Regions from separate parts of the Homo sapiens genome. Here region 2 is linked to region 1. A link is an interaction called in ENCODE POLR2A ChIA-PET data of the cell type or tissue named here. Cell type or tissue: PC-3. All regions are shown on one strand.

Evidence for each region. ChIA-PET counts read pairs that join two places held together with the same protein. Peaks named below come from ENCODE experiments on the same cell type or tissue, not always from the same donor. Only the 100,000 strongest peaks of a DNase experiment are listed, where the experiment ranks them.
Region 2: POLR2A ChIA-PET joins it to region 1 with 6 read pairs; 3 of 35 experiments call an interaction of 5 or more read pairs at or near these places.

Annotation. Positions count from the first base shown.
Region 1 is chr19:17,597,337-17,601,336 of GRCh38, reverse strand. It overlaps UNC13A (unc-13 homolog A), which reads left to right. Exons shown (of 44, transcript NM_001080421.3): 44 at 1. Among named protein-coding and RNA genes, the nearest start is that of COLGALT1, 44 kb to the right of the region's middle. RefSeq lists an enhancer at 2,223-2,804. In PC-3, no CTCF peak of the experiment used is centred here; no DNase peak of the experiment used is centred here; H3K27me3 peaks cover 237 bases.
Region 2 is chr19:17,788,791-17,792,790 of GRCh38, reverse strand. No RefSeq gene overlaps it. Among named protein-coding and RNA genes, the nearest start is that of B3GNT3, 4.3 kb to the left of the region's middle. In PC-3, no CTCF peak of the experiment used is centred here; no DNase peak of the experiment used is centred here; H3K27ac peaks cover 1,727 bases.

The sequences.
Region 1 (4,000 bases):
AGCCTTGGACACGTGGTTGCCTCCTCCTTGCATTCCTTTATCAGCAAAAAAACAAAAACAAAAACCTCACGTACGATTAGCACCTACTAGGTAGGCGCAGACTCAGTAGAACACACTGCTTGCCCATGAACGCGGCTCATCCGCAACTGGAGTCATCCCCATTTTACAGAGAAGGAAACTGAAGTACAGAGAGACAAGATCTTGCTCAGATCACATAGCCAGGAAGAGATGGAGCTGGGACTTGAACTCAGAACATTTGCAACCATTGCTTTTTTTTTTTTTTTTTGAGATGAAGTCTCTGTTGCCCAGGCTGGAATGCAGTGGTGCAATCTCAGCTCACTGCAATCTCCACCTCCCAGATTCAAGCGATTCTCCTGCCTTAGCCTCCTGAGTAGCTGGGATTACAGGCGCCCGCCACCTTGCCTGGCTAATTTTTGTATTTTTAGTAGAGATAGGATTTCACCATGTTGGCCAGGCTGGTCGCGAACCCCTGACCTCAGGTGATCCACTCCCTCGGCCTCCCAAAGTGCTGGGATTACAGGCGTGAGCCACCGCACCCGGCCATCTGTTGCCCTTAAGGAAGTTAAGATACAAACACTAGGAATACATGCCCTTAATTCAACCCACACCCCCATGCTTGTTTGGTTTTGTTGGGTTTTTTGGGATCTTCTTGTTTGTTTGTTTTTGAGACAGGGTCTTGCTCTGTCACCCAGGATGGAGTTCAGTGTCACAATCTCAACTCACTGCATCCTCAACCTCCCAGGCTCAGGTGATCCTCCCACCTCAGCCTCCTGAGTAGTGTGCACCACCACACCTGGCTAATTTGTGTATTTTTTGTAGTGATAGGATGTCGCCATGTTGCCCAGACTGCTCTCGAACTCCTCACTTTGGGCAATCCTCTCTCCTCAGCCCTCCAAAGTGTTGGGATTACAGGCGTGAGCCACTGTGCCTGGCCATGTCTGTTTTAAATGTAGCAGCTGGGGCCAGGCGCAGTGGCTCACGCCTGTAATCCCAGCACTTTAGGAGGCCGAGGCGGGTGGATCACGAGGTCAGGAGATCGAGACCATCCTGGCTAACACGGTGAAACCCCGTCTCTACTAAAAGTACCAAAAATTAGCCGGGCACGGTGGCAGGCACCTGTAGTTCCAGCTACTCGGGAGGCTGAGGCAGGAGAATGGTGTGAACTGGGGAGGCGGAGCTTGCAGTGAGCCAAGATCACGCCACTGCATTCCAGCCTGGGTGACGGAGCGAGACTCCATCTCAAAAAAAAAAAAAGAAAAAAAAGTAGCAGCTGGGAATCTCATTTCATAAACTCAGATGTGTGAGGAATGAAACTCCATTTTCCAACAGCTGAATTTAATTTCTGTTTTGAGTCTCCATCCCACGAGGAAGCAGAAATGGAATCTCATTCAGCCCAGTTTCCTCGGTAAATTCCGAAATTCCCCTCCTTATGTCTGGGGTTATTTCTACATTTGAGCGGACAGGACGGGAGCTGCGGGATCCACCACCAGGAGTGGGTTCAGTGAGTGCTTTTGGTTGCAAGTAACAGACAGCAGGACTAAAAGTGGGGCCAGAAAGTGGCTTACACCAGGAGTTATCCAGCACGCAGCAATCCCGCTCCTGGGGGACTTTTCTCCTTTGAGAAACTTGCACGTGGGGGTGTGGTATCTTCTCAAAGAATAGCATATAGCTGGGAAAAGGGGACAAACCGCAGCTGTCTGCATGATGTCTGCAGAGGCAGCCTGCAGGTCCTTGAGTGCCCCTGCTCATTAGCTGTTTCTGTACCCAAGTGCATAGGCTACGCACTGTGACTGATGTGGATCTATTTGCCCCTCGCTACAAAAGGGTCTCAAGTCTTGTCCTTCAGTGTGTGGGACCCATCGTGTTACCAATGGGGCTTGGGGACTGAGGCTCAAGACTGCTTGCTGGGAAATGTAACCCCTTTGTTCTGGACAGGTAGAAGGAGAGGAGAATGGTCATCCAGGCCTAATGTAAAGTTTCTGCAACCCAACCCAATTCCCAGACTCATTTTGGTCATGATCAATACAGGGGTCAACAAAATTTTCTGTAAAGGGCGAGCTAGTAAATAGATTTGCTGTGTGTACTATGCTGTCTCTGTTGCAACCAACTCGGCCATTGTAACCTTGACAACATGCAAATGATGGGCGTGACTGCATGCCAATAAAACTTTATTTAGAAAATCAAGCGGATATATTCAAACAAACCCTTGGACGTGTTCAGAATAGCGCTATTCACAATAGCCAAAAGGTGGAAACAACTCAAGTGTCCACCAACAAATGAATGGATAAACACAACATGTTGTCTATTCATACAATGAATATGATTCAGCCATAAAAAGGAAGGAAGTGGCCGGGCGCGGTGGCTCACGCCTGTAATCCTAGCACTTTGGGAGGCTGAGGCGAGTGGATCACCTGAGGTCAGGAGTTCAAGACCAGCCTGGCCAACATGGTGAAACCCTGTCTGTACTAAAAATACAAAATTAGCCGGGCATGGTGGCAAGTGCTTGTAATCCCGGCTACTCGGGAGGCTGAGGCTGGAGAATCATTTGAACCTGGGAGGCAGAGGTTACAGTGAGCCGAGATCCTGCCATTGCACTCCAGCCTGGGTGAGAAGAGTGAAACTCCATCTCAAAAAAAAAAAAAAAAAAAGGAAGGAAACCCCGTCTCTACTAAAAATACAAAAAATTAGCCGGGCATGGTGGTGGGCGCCTGTAGTCCCAGCTACTCGGGAGGCTGAGGCAGGAGAATGGCGTGAACCCAGGAGGCAGAGCTTGCAGAGAGCCGAGATCGCGCCACTGCACTGCAGCCTGGGCGACAGAGCAAGACTCCGTCTCAACAACAACAGCAATAATAGAAGCTGGCCCAAACCCACCAAAACCAAGATGGCGACAAGAGTGACCTCTGGTCATCCTCACTGCTACACTCCCCCCATCACCATGACAGTTTACAAATACCATGGCAACATCAGGAAGTTACCCTATTTGGTCTAAAAACGCAAGGCATGAATAATCTACCCTTCCTTTAGCATATCATCAAGAAATAACCATAACAATGGGCAACCAGCAGCCTTGGGGCTGCTCTGTCTATGGAGTAGCCATTCTTTTTTTTTTTTTTTTTTTTTGAGATGGAGTCTTGCTCTGTCACCCAGGCCGGAGTGCAGTGGCGCGGTTTCGGCTCACTGCAAGCTCCACCTCCCGGGTTTCATGGGCGTCCATGTGAAGAAAAAGGAGCATCTATACAGGAGCTCAAATGGGCTGTACCCTGTAGCATTCTGAGGACAGGTCTGACTTCTGAGAAGGGAAAGTGGTAAAAGTATTGTCCGTCCTTTTTAAGTTGGTGGCTGAGCTTGGTGAGGTGTGTTTTTAAAAGACCTTTAGTCCGTTCTACTTTTCCTGAAGATGGAGGACTGTAAGGGATATAAAGATTTCACTGAATACCAAGAGCCTGAAAAACTGCTTGGCTGATTTGACTAATAAAGGCTGGTCTGTTATCAGACTGTATAGAGGTGGGAAGGCTAAACTGAGGAATTATGTCTGACAGAGGGGAAGAAATGACAGCGGTGGCCTTCTCAGACCCTGTAGGAAAGGCCTCTACCTATCCAGTGAAAGTGTCTACCTAGACTAAGAGGTATTTTAGTTATCTGACTCGGGGCATGTTGAGTAAAGCTAATTTGCCAGTCCTGAGTGGGGCAAATCCTCGAGCTTGATGTGTAGGGAAGCGAGGGGGCCTGAATAATCCCTGAGGAGTAGTAGAATAGCAGATGGAACACTGAGAAGTGATTTCCTTGAGGACAGATTTCCACGATGGAAAGGAAATGAGAGATTCTAAGAGGCGGACTAGTGGCTTGTACTATAGCATAGCCTGCCTTTGCTGGTGTGTGGCGATTAGGCCTGGTGGAACTGCCATCAATAAATCAAGCGTGATCAGGGTGAGGAAAAGGAAAGAAGGAAATATCGGGAAATGGGGTGAATGTCAGGTGG
Region 2 (4,000 bases), 190 kb before region 1:
GCCCTTGTAGGTATCTACCCAAAGGAGTTGAAAACAGGTGTTGAAACAAATGCTTGCATAGGGAAGTTCATAGCAGCATGATTCACAGTGTTCTTTTCAGCTGCTTGGGTGGTGATCACCCACCCAAGTGTCCAGTGGATGAATGGATAAACAACATGTGGTCCATCAGTGGAGTCTTGAGTTTTTTTTTTTTTTGTTTTTTTTTTTTTTTTTGAGACAGAGTCTCGCTCTGTCACCCAGGCTGGAGTGCAGTGGCAGGATCTTGGCTCACTGCAACCTCCACCTCCCAGGTTCAAGCAGCTCTCTTGTCTCAGCCTCCCGAGTAGCTGGGATTATAGGCACCTGCCACCACGCCCGGCTACTTTTTGTATTTTCAGTAGAGACGGGGGTTTCACCATGTTGCCCAGGCTGGTCTTGAACCCCTGACCTCAAGCAATCCACCCGCCTCAGCCTCCCAAAGTGCTGGGGTTACAGGTGTGAGCCACTGTGCCCTGCCTGGAGTCTTTTTCAGCCATCAGAAAGACTGAAGTCCTGGCCAGTAGCTCACGCCTGTAATCCCAGCACTTTGGGAGGCTGAGGCAGGCAGATCACTTGAGGTCAAGAGTTCGAGACCAGCCTGGCCAACATGGCAAAATCCCTCTCTACTAAAAATACAAAAATTAGTTGGGCATGGTGGCGCATGCTTGTAATCCCAGCTACTCGGGGAGCTGAGGCAGGAGAACTGCTCAAATCCAGGAAGCAGAGGTTGCAGTGAGCCCAGATCATGCCACTGCACTCCAGCCTGGATGACAGAGCGAGACTCTGTCTCAAAAAAAAAAAAAAAAGAGAGAGATTGAAGTCCTGATAAGAGATTGAAGTCCTGATCCCTGCTACAACAGGGATGAAATAAAAAACACGATGCTGAGTGAAAGAAGCCAGACACAAAAGGCCACATGTCGTATGATTCCATTTATGTGAAATGCCCAGAACAGGCAAATCCACAGAGACAGGAAGCTAATTAGTGGTTGCCAGGAGCTGTGGGAGGGGAAATGGGGCATGACTGCTGAAGGGGACAGGGTTTCCTTTCGGAGGGGATGAAAATGTGCACAAATTAGATAAAGGGTGTGGTTGCACATATTATGAATATACTGAAACTCACTGAATTGTTCATTTTAAAGTGGTTCATTTTTTGTTTTGTGAATTTCAGCTCAAAAGAAAATCCAATTAGGCCACTTATCAGCTGGGGGTGGCCTCTGACATGTGGCCCAGTTGATGGTGCTGTGCCAATGGATCACTCTGTACCACAGCTGAGGTTTTAAGGCCACCCGGGTGGAAGAGACCAGGGCATGTAAACTGCATAATGGCATCACGCCTGCCCGGGGTTGGCAGGTTTAACGGGTTCCGCGCCCTCTCTCTTGGAATTCACTCTTCTGAGATAGGTCACGTCACACCTGCTCTGGAAGGCTGGGCAGTTAGGAGGCCACACCTGGGAAAAGTGCCTTCTGCGCTTTTTTGTTTGCTTGTGTTTTTTTGTTTTTTTTGTTGTTGTTGTTGTTGTTTGTTTGAGACGGAGTCTTGCTCTGTCATCAAGGCTGGAGTGCAGCGGCGCCATCTGGGCTCACTGAAACCTCTGCCTGCCGGGTTCAAGCAATTCTCCTGCCTCAGCCTCCCGAGTAGCTGAGATTACAGGCACCTGCCACCACGCCCAGCTAATTTTTGTTTTCTTAGTAGAGATGGGGGTTTCACCATGTTGGCCAGGCTAGTCTCGAACTCCTGGCCTCAAGTGATCCACCGGCCTGGGCCTCCCAAAGTGCTGGGATTACAGGCGTGAGCCAATGCGCCCAGCCCTGTTTGTTTGGTTTCTTTTTTGAGATGGAGTCTCTGTCTCCCAGGCTGGAGTGCAGTGGCATGTTCTCAGCTCACTGCAACCTCCTCGTCCTGGGCTCCAGAGATTCTCCTGCCTCAACCTCCCGAATAGCTGGGATTACAGGCGCCCACCACCACGCCTGGCTTATTTTTGTATTTTTAGTAGAGATGGGGTTTTATCATGTTGGCCAGGCTGGTCTCGAATTCCTGACCTCAAGTGATCCACCTGCCTTGGCCTCCCAGAGTGCTGGAATTACAGGCATGAGTCACCATGCCCAGATGCCTTCTTCATTTTAAAAGGTGCCCAGCCTCATTTGTGTCCCCAGGAAGGCAAATAAAAGCTACTAGGAGGTGCCATGTACCCGCCACTTATCAGACAGGGAAGAACCCATGCCCAGATTAGGCTACATTATGAGGAGGTGGTGGCAAACAGATTTTGATTTTGTCACCTCTATAAAGCTCAGCTCTGATACCCAGGGCCCCATGGATGTCTGACACCCAGTGGCCCCATGGATGCCACTACTCTCTGACACCCAGAGCCACACCCACTGGGCAGGTGTGGTCTCTGAATTTACAGCCTAGGTGCTAAGACCTGCAAGGGAGAAGACATGAAGGGCTGGGAAGTCCCTGGGCTGTTTGTAGCCAGACAGGGCAGGTGCTGCAGCCACCTCTGCCCCCATTTGATGCCCCAACTCCTATAATCATCCTTCCTTCCTACAGCTGACGTTTTTGTTGTTTTTGTTTTGTTTTGTTTTGATACAGGGTCTCACTCTGTCACCCAGACTGGAGTGCAGTGGTACAATCTGGGCTCATCACAACCTCCGCCTCCCAGGCTCAAGCGAGTCTCCTGCCTCAGCCTCCCAAGTAGCAGGGATTACACGTGCACACTACTACCGCCTGGCTAATTTTTGTATTTTTAGTGGAGACGGGGTTTCACCATGTTGGCCAGGCTGGTCTTGAACTCCTGACCTCAAATGATCCACCTGCCTCGGCCTCCCAAAGTGCTGGGATTATAGGCATGAGCCACCCTACCTGGCCTATTTAAGAGACAGTATCTCACTCTGTGGCTGCCCAGAGCCTTGGAGAGCACCAGTGTGATCTTAGCTCACTGTAGCCTCAACCTCCTGGGTTCAATTGATCCTCCTGCCTCAGCCTCCCAAGTAGCTGGGACCATAGGCGTGTGCCACCATGCTGGGTCAATTTTCCTATTTTTGTAGAAACAGGGGGTCTTGCTATGTTGCCCAGGCTGGTCTTGAACTCCTGCTCTCAAGTGATCCTCCTGCCTCGGCCTCCCAAAGTGTTGGGATTACAGGCGTGAGCCACGGTGCCCGACTCTCAGCCAATGTTAATTATGCACTTGCTTTGTGCCAAGAATGCTCCCTGAACCTCTCCCAACTACAGGATTCCTCCCATCTTACAGACAAGGAAACTGACGCACAGCCAGAGGCACTCTCTCTTTGGAGGACAGGGTGGGATGATCAGAGACAGCGCACAGCAAGTCTCAGGCCAAATCCTGCCTCCTACTTCCTTCCTTCTGAGCTTCATCCAGTCTGGGCTTGCTCCCTGGGGTCTGTACAGCCTCAAGGTCAGGAACACGGGCCCTGGTTCCCTGAATATCCATCAGGACCCAAGACTGTCCACTGGGCTCAGACCTGCTCCCCACTGCAGTCTGCTGTTACTGCTTCTGTCCTGCCCTCCCCAGTGGGCCATTCTTGCACACCTGCACCAAGGTCCACCCTCCTCCTGGGGCTCCCAAAGCTGCCTGGTACTAGTGGGGGTTTTGCCCTGTAGTTGGCACTCTTCTAAGTGTGTGACCTCCCACAGATATCCAGTGAGGTGAGTTGCAGATGAGCTGAGGCTCAAGTCCCGTGCTTAAAGTCACACAGCCAGTGGCCGCCAAGCAGGCTCCTCACTCAGGCTTCCTATCTCCACTTCCTGGGTTCCAAGAACTTTGTCCTGCTCATAGCTCTCTCTCTGCTACATGGTATACAGTAGATACTCAATTAATATTTGTAGGTTGACTAATTGCTTCCTCATTGAACTAACAACCTTCCATCACTTTGCTTGGGATGCCCATTCCTATCTTGCAAACTCCTACTCATACCTCAAAACCTCATTTATAATGCCCCCTCCTTAGAAAGTCTTCCTGACTGCT